3 separate regions of the Homo sapiens genome follow, and all the other regions are linked to region 1. Evidence: chromatin loops called from intact Hi-C (ENCODE). Cell type or tissue: HCT116. All regions are shown on one strand.

Evidence for each region. Peaks named below come from ENCODE experiments on the same cell type or tissue, not always from the same donor. Only the 100,000 strongest peaks of a DNase experiment are listed, where the experiment ranks them.
Region 2: it touches region 1 in a loop (6-fold over the local background); 2 of 110 quality-filtered maps call a loop at or near these places.
Region 3: a loop joins it to region 1, with 15 times the contacts of the local background. A loop is called at or near these places in 98 of 110 quality-filtered maps.

The regions. Positions count from the first base shown.
Region 1 is chr3:139,110,507-139,113,006 of GRCh38, reverse strand. The region is part of intron 2 of BPESC1 (blepharophimosis, epicanthus inversus and ptosis candidate 1); the gene reads right to left. Among named protein-coding and RNA genes, the nearest start is that of BPESC1, 7.6 kb to the right of the region's middle. In HCT116, a CTCF peak has its summit at 991 (motif pointing left); a DNase peak (open chromatin) is centred at 1,006; H3K4me3 peaks cover 631 bases; H3K27ac peaks cover 361 bases.
Region 2 is chr3:139,561,056-139,563,555 of GRCh38, reverse strand. NMNAT3 (nicotinamide nucleotide adenylyltransferase 3) reads left to right here. Exons shown (of 7, transcript NM_001401600.1): 7 at 2,164-2,500. All of the region lies in intron 3 of COPB2-DT (COPB2 divergent transcript), which reads right to left. Among named protein-coding and RNA genes, the nearest start is that of RBP1, 23 kb to the right of the region's middle. In HCT116, a CTCF peak has its summit at 1,257; a DNase peak (open chromatin) is centred at 1,275.
Region 3 is chr3:139,328,455-139,330,954 of GRCh38, reverse strand. The region is part of intron 1 of LOC124909439; the gene reads left to right. Among named protein-coding and RNA genes, the nearest start is that of MRPS22, 14 kb to the left of the region's middle. In HCT116, CTCF peaks have their summits at 1,210 and 1,418 (motif pointing right); a DNase peak (open chromatin) is centred at 1,444; H3K4me3 peaks cover 583 bases; H3K27ac peaks cover 998 bases.

The sequences.
Region 1 (2,500 bases):
ACAGTTCTTCACTTGAGGCTTTCTCTTGGCAACCATGTGTAAAGACTCCCAAACAACAGATAAAATAAGTTAATCTGGTATTTAGGACATTGTCTGAACATGGAACTGGACCAACTGGAGAGGCAGGGTGTGTCCAGAAGGACACAGGCAGGGTGTGTCCAGAAGGTGGTCAAGAACCTGCCTTCTACTCTTCTCTCTGCTACTACCCAGGTGGGCTTGGGCAACTCATTTTGCCTATTTGTGCTTCAATGTCTCCAGTTATGAAATAAATGAGTGAGTTGGATAGAGTTGGATAATTTCTAACGTCCTAAATATCTAGGATTCTCTGACATACTGGTTCATCCTCATATATAAGTTATCACTTACATAAGGAAGAAATCTATATCATGGGTGTTACTCTTGTCCCAAGCCTCTGGCAGACATCACTGGTTGACAACAGCATTCTTTCCTTCTAAGACAGACCCAGCCTCAGAAGCTTTCTCTACAGAGCACTCCAGTAGCTACTACCAATCAACCAGTACAAATAAATACAACTATTTGTATTAGAAACATTCAAGACCCTAAAAGCTTGTCCTCATCAGGATCCTCCAATACTGCCCCACCCAGGTGTGGGGCCTGCTGGGGCTCTGCAGTGTCTCTGAGGCTGGATTTCAGGACTCACTCGTCTCCCACAGATGTCTGGACCATCAGGCAAGCTGGACCTGTCCTGGTCACTCCATAACTCCCTGGCATCTGGTGCCCACAACCCAGGACCCACAGAAGCCTTGGAAGATGTCTCAGAAGCAGAAACTTCTGTCCTAAGGAAAAATTCCAGAGAAGTGGAGGCACAAAGTGTGGGCCAGGGCATTGCCAGACCCACCCCAGGGCTGCCCAACACACACACGCACACCACACCCACGCTCTCTGTCCAGCTCAGGTATTCACGCGTGCACACACACACACACCCGGAGAAGAGCTCCGGGGTGAAAACGTCCTGCAACAGTGCCATCTAGTGGGAGCCGGGGTCTGTCCTGCCCTCACAGGTTTCCTCCGCGAGCCCCAGGGAGATGGTCTTAAGATCCAGAGATGTGAAAGTTGTGGCTGCTTCTTGTGAAGAAAAATACAAAATAAGCAATAACGGGAGACTCTGTCTACCTTGGGATGTCTCACTGCCCCCCTCAATTCGCACCTGTACACAAGGCTAACTGGCCCAACCACCACCATCCCTCTATCTACAACACATCCCCAAATCCCTGCTCTCTGCCTTCAGCCCTGTGAAATTCTGGCCCCCTGGGGTCCTGCTACAGCCCCTTCTACCCCAGCATATGGTCTCTGACTCAGTCACACATTTCCAGGAAACATGGGGAGGACTCTAGCCAGATTCTAGCTCAGCTATTCCCCAGTTTTGTAGTTTCCTACATCCGAACCTCAGTTTACTCTTCTGTGAAATGGGAGAATGTCTTTGTGACTAGGTTGCTGTGAAGATTAAACAGCCTTTTCCAGAAGGTCTCTGGCTGTGATGCCTGAAAAATCCCAGCAGCACCAAGGAGGTTCACAGCTCTAAGATGGTCAGGAAGGCTATTTGCTAGAGGCCAGGATAGTTCTCAACCCTACAGGGGATGGAAAACCCAGACAGTCCCTCTCCCTCAACACTGGGAACTCTGCCCCATCCCTCTTACATGGGTGGGGTAAGACCACATCCTTTTAAATAATTAAATACAACATAGGATCCCAAGCAGGAGAACCCCTCCTTGCCTTTTAGAGACTATGGGAAGATCTGTCAGAGCTTAATGCTTTCAGGCTGGGCGCAGTGGCTCACACCTGTAATCCCAGCACTTTGGAAGGCCAAGGCAGGAGGATCACTTTGAGCTCAGGAGCTTGAGACCAGCCTGGGCAACATGGCAAAACCTCATCTCTACAAAAAAAATTCAAGCTGGGCATGGTGATGCACACCTGTATTTCCAGCTACTTAGGAGGGTGAGGTGGGAGAATCACTTGAGCCCAGGAAGTGGAGGTTGCAGTGAGTTGAGATCGTGCCACTGCACTCCAGCCTGGGTGACAGAGTGAGATCCTATCTCAAAAAAAAAAAAGGAAAAAAAGAACTTAATGCTTTCAGGTTCAAATGTTTCCAGCCAGTGTAACAGAGCAGAAATACTATCACTGATCATGGCAGAGGACTTTAAGAGGAGGAAGAGCATTACTAATCCCTCCTCAGCAAAGGAGACTTTTCCCAGGGGTCTGGGAGACTAGCTGTACACAGAGGGCTTCTGTAAGGAAGCCAAGGGACAAGGAGGCCCTGGAAGCCAGGAGGCTGCTGTGGCTGAACAGGAGGAGATGGAACAGTGTTGCTGATTCTGCAGCCTGAGGATGATGACACCCCAGGCTCCAGAATACAGTGTCCAGCCACGCTGCCTGCTTGCAGAGGAAATGAAACCCTGCCCATTCTTCATACCTGTAGGAAGGGGAAGAAGCCTTAGGTGGTGCTCCTAAATGGCCTGTGTTGCTAGGGAAGGACCGCTGG
Region 2 (2,500 bases), 450 kb before region 1:
AGTGAATAGTATTCCTTGCTGTCATTGTTAATGAATCAAACGGTACCCAATGTTGAAACTGACATGCAGAAATTGTCCCCACAAAAAAATCTATTGGAAAAAGGAGGTGGTATCTTCTCTGTTCTCTGACCTGTAGGAAGAGAGGGGGTGTGTCCCAGGTCCCAGCAAATCCTGGAATGAAATGCACATCATAGTACCTCCCCCATAGGAAGACCACATAAAACTACCTAATTGTTTGAAAGACCAAACACTGTTCTCCTTTATACTACACTGGTTGGATAGATAAGAAATTGGAGTAAAACTTCACAGATGCAGAACCGTTCAAATATACATATGTGTTGTGAGCAATGGGACCAGCCCAAATTAGTGAAAAGTGTGAGTTACTGAATAATTGTTAAATGCTGTTTTATTGGTTTAAAAAGGCCAGACACTGGGAGACAATTCATAAATGTTGAGTGGGTGTTTCTATGAATAGAGTGGTAGATAAATGAGTAAATGGATAAGTGAATGAATGAATAAATGAAGGGTAATATCCTCATTTTAAAGTTGAGATCACATGAGGTATTGAACGTCAGAACCAGAATTTGGGTGTAAGGTGTCTGGCTCTAGAGTCTTAGTTTGTAACCACTAAGAGTTCATACATGCATGAATGAAGGAATGTTTGAATATCGTTTACTAGACCAGTATTATGCCGCTAGAGCATTTGAAAAGTGTGTTTCTGTGATTGCATATGTTGCTTTAAATGAGTCTAGAGCTCATCATCTCATGGATGGGGAAACTGATACCCAGAGAAAGGTCTTGGCTCTGGCCGCACAGCAGCCTGTGCCCAGTTGAGGCCAGGACTCAGACTTCTCCATGACACCTCCAGTCTCTCACTTTCCATTCCACAGTTGCTCCAGTGCTTTTGTGTGAACTCATCTCTCTGGTCCACATTTGGATTCCTTTAAAGGTTCCACCTTAGAGGATCCTAAACTGACCATTTACACAAGTTTTTCTCCAGTATGGTAGCCCTGGAGCCTCTCTTTACTCAGACTTTGTGGTGACTGACAGGGGCCAGTACTCTGGGACCCCAGTCTTTGCCATTTACTGAAGCTGGGATCAGCTTCTGGAAGAATCAGAGACCCTGCAGCTTGTTTCTAGCATAGACTTGGATTTCCTTTGCTGATTAGCTCACCAAGAGGGACACGGATAGTGCCAGGAAAATCAGTCTGGAACTCTAGGAAGGGCTTCTCCAGTATAATGCAGGTACAGATTTCCACCAGCAGGCAGCAGCAGAACCCAGCAGTTACAAATGCCACACCTGGAGGATGGCTGCCTGGGTTTGACACCTGACTTATCTGCCTAACTGAGTGACCTCAGGCAAGTCACTTATCTCTCTCTGCCTCAGTTGCCCCCTCCATAAAATGGGCACAATACTCACCTCATAAATTGTTCTGGGGTGCATATGGTATTATACACATAAAGAGCTTAGTAGTAGTGCCCACAGTAATCTCCCAATAAATGTTATGTATTATTTCATTATCACAATTAGCATTCTGTTAGAACACATTCCAAAGGATTATCCACATTAAGCATTGTTCTAGAGCTTTGTTTTATTGGAAACTGCAATGAAAAGGCCACCAGCTGGAGTCTTAGAGACCTTTTGTTTATCCAAAGAGCCTTTATAATTAATCTTTATAGTGAGATTGTTATATAAAAGTGCCAGGTACTAGTTCCTAGTAACACAAGGGCTGAAATGGATTTCAAATAAGGCAGTGACTTGTCCAAGGCCCATGGCTTGTTGGTCTCAGAGCTTTCAGAACCTTACCTTCTATCAGAAGACACAGTACTGGGTACAGCACAGCCACCTTTAGAGCACTCTGCCTTGGTCCAAAGCAACCACAGACAGACTTCTGTTAGAACACTGAAAAGAAAAAAAATCGTATTCCTTGGCACTTTTCCAATATTAAACAAAAGGTGTATTGATTAAATCATTACTTACAACTGTATTCCCTGAAATGGCTGCAGATTCATTTACATGCTTTTTCTTTTCAAGTCATGAACATGGAGACACTGAGTTCTCGATACATCCAAGAAAAGCATTTTGTGAGACTTTCCAATGATGTTGTCTTTCCTGGCAGTGACCTCTCTCTAACTTTACTGGGTCCATCCTTGTTTTTGCAGCTGTGCCTGAGCTGAAGCTTCTCTGTGGGGCAGACGTCTTGAAGACCTTCCAGACCCCCAACCTCTGGAAGGATGCGCACATCCAGGAAATAGTGGAGAAGTTTGGCTTGGTGTGCGTGGGCCGAGTAGGTCACGACCCAAAAGGTTACATCGCAGAATCTCCCATCCTACGGATGCACCAGCACAACATTCACCTGGCCAAGGAGCCTGTGCAGAATGAGATCAGTGCCACATACATCAGGCGAGCCTTGGGCCAAGGGCAGAGCGTAAAGTACCTGATTCCCGATGCTGTCATCACGTACATCAAGGACCATGGCCTCTACACCAAGGGCAGTAC
Region 3 (2,500 bases), 220 kb before region 1:
CTGCACTGTAACCAACTCTCCAAAACTTGGCAGCATTTATTTTGCTCGTGAATCTGAAATTTGGGTAGGGCTTGGTGGGGACAGCTCATCTCTGCCCTCTCTTGTACCAGCTGGAGTAGCTCAAAGGCTGTGCCTGTGATCATCCAAAGGCTTATTTGTCACATGTGTGCCAGTTGATGTTGGCTGTCAGCTGAGATCTCAGTGGGGGCTGTCAGGCAGAATACCTACACGTGGCTTCTCTGTGTGGCCTGCACTTCTTCATATCCTGGTGGCTGGATTCCAAAAGTCGGCATCTCAGGAGATAGAGAGCCAGTCCAAAGCCATATCACCTGTTCTAACCTCGTCTTGGAAATCACACAGCATCACTCCCATCTCACTTTATTCAGTAGAAGCTAGTTGCTAAAGCTGGCCAGTATTCAAGGAGAGATGAATTAGACTCCACTTTTTGAAGGGACAAGTGTGAAAGAGCGTGTGGGCATGTTTCTAGACCGCCCTGCAGAGTTCCTGTAGAGTGCTGCCGCATGTTGGGCCTGTGTACTGTGAGGAGGCCCCAGCCCAGCTGAGGGGAGGTGATATTGACACAGGAGTGGGTAATGATGGGGACAGCATGAGAGCCTGGCATCAGATAGTTTGGGGCTCCTAGCAGGGCTGCAGATCTGGGGACAACAAGCCCCCTCACCCTGAGAGCTGGGTGCTCAGTGGGGGAGACCTCCCTAGAGGAAGACATAATTGAGGTGTGGCAAGAGGGCAGGACACTTCTGGGAAGGAGGTGTGAGGTGAGGCTGTGGGGTGGTATGTGGCCTGTCCAAGCCCTAACAGCTGCTGAGTGGCAAGTGGCTTGAACCCATATCTGTGTGTTGGAAGGGGCTGTGTTCTTCCACTGCAGCAGCAGCAGCAGCAGCTCTAAGAATACAGTGATGATAATAGCAATGGTTCTTCCCAGGGGAGCCAGAGACCCACAGGCTTTGAAATTAATGTGAATCCCGGCTCTGTCTTGTACTAGTAGGGTGAATTTGTATGTGTTACTCCACTTCTCTGAAATTCAATTTCTCTTTTGTAAAATGGGCTTGATAATCCCCACCTTTCAGTGTTGCCACGGGGCTTAGTGATAATCCTCATGACATGTCTAGCAGCGTGGGGTGCAGAGAAGATTCTCAGTGAGTGGTACCCAGTACTACCTTTGCAGAGCGCTTTACCATTTTACATTACGGCCTTTTCATTTGTTCCCCAAAATCACTTGAGAGAGGAAGGGCGGGGATGGTCATCTTGGGTGCAGGTAAGGAGCAGGGACAGCGTGGACAAGGCATGTGTGGGCCAAGCGGCAGGCACTGGAGGCGGCATGCAAGCACCTAGCAAGTTCAGAGGTGCTCCAGATTCCTGGACAGCGCCCTCCTCCGCGTAGTGAGGGACGCGTGTTCTCCTGGCGGGGGGGCCGCTAGGTGGCGCTGTGGGACCGCCGTGGGGAGCCAAACGCTGGAGCAAGGCGTCCTCTCTGGCGATTAAACCTTAGGCTGCCCTTCCGGGCCACGCCCTCAGTGGAGCTGGGGCAGCCCGGCTCCGTGTTCCGCATCTCTTGGACTCACACAGAGACAGAATGCATTCTCCTTTTCATGCAGCCTCATGCTACCTTCTCCACTGGCACTGCAGACAGACCCTCCACCCTCTCTCCTTCCTGCCACAGAGGCATAGGGTCTCTCAGGACAGAGGGGGCTGTGGGAGCCAACAGCACCCGTTCTAGGAGAGAGGGTGACTTTGCTGCAAGACCCTGTCTAGTTCCTAAATACCCAAGGCTACATCTGGGCATGCAAACCCCTCTTTCTAATGCTGTAAATTTAGTGATAAATCTCCACAACCATTTCTTTGGGGAGACTTACTTTTCCATGAGGTGGGGGCCACATTTCCCTCCCATCTAGTCTGGCACTTGGTAACCCCACCTGTGCCCACAGGCCTTTGCCATGAATTTCAGGGTGTGGTAGAGGAGAGAGCCTGCGTCAGGAGCCCATCAAATCTGTAACGCAAGCTCAGCCTCCACAAACCAGTAATTTAAAGTCAGAGTCACTGCGGTAACTCCTCTGAGGCTCATCTGCAGAGTGGGGACAGTAATCCCTACTTTGTAGGGTTGCAGTGAGAAATAAATGATGTGTCTTGTGGATGTGCTTTGTCTGTTGGAAATCTCTAGCCACCTGTGAGATGTGGTTATCACAAAAAGATAACACCTTTGGACAGCCTTGGGACATGTACAAAGTGGCTGGTGTGGGCAGAAAGTGCCAGGAAGATGACAGCAGGGTGGGAGGGAGACATGGGCCTTGAGCCAGGTAGTCAGGGTTAAGGGTGTGAGAGCGAGTGGGACTCACACAAGCATAGTGATTGGGAAGTGTCAGCGAGTGGGATCTGGCCCATGTGGCCAGAAGGTGAAGACAGGGCCAGACTGAGGGGGCCTTCAGTGCCTGGACACTGAATCTGAACCCAGTTCTGCAGCCATCAGGGAATATTTATGGAT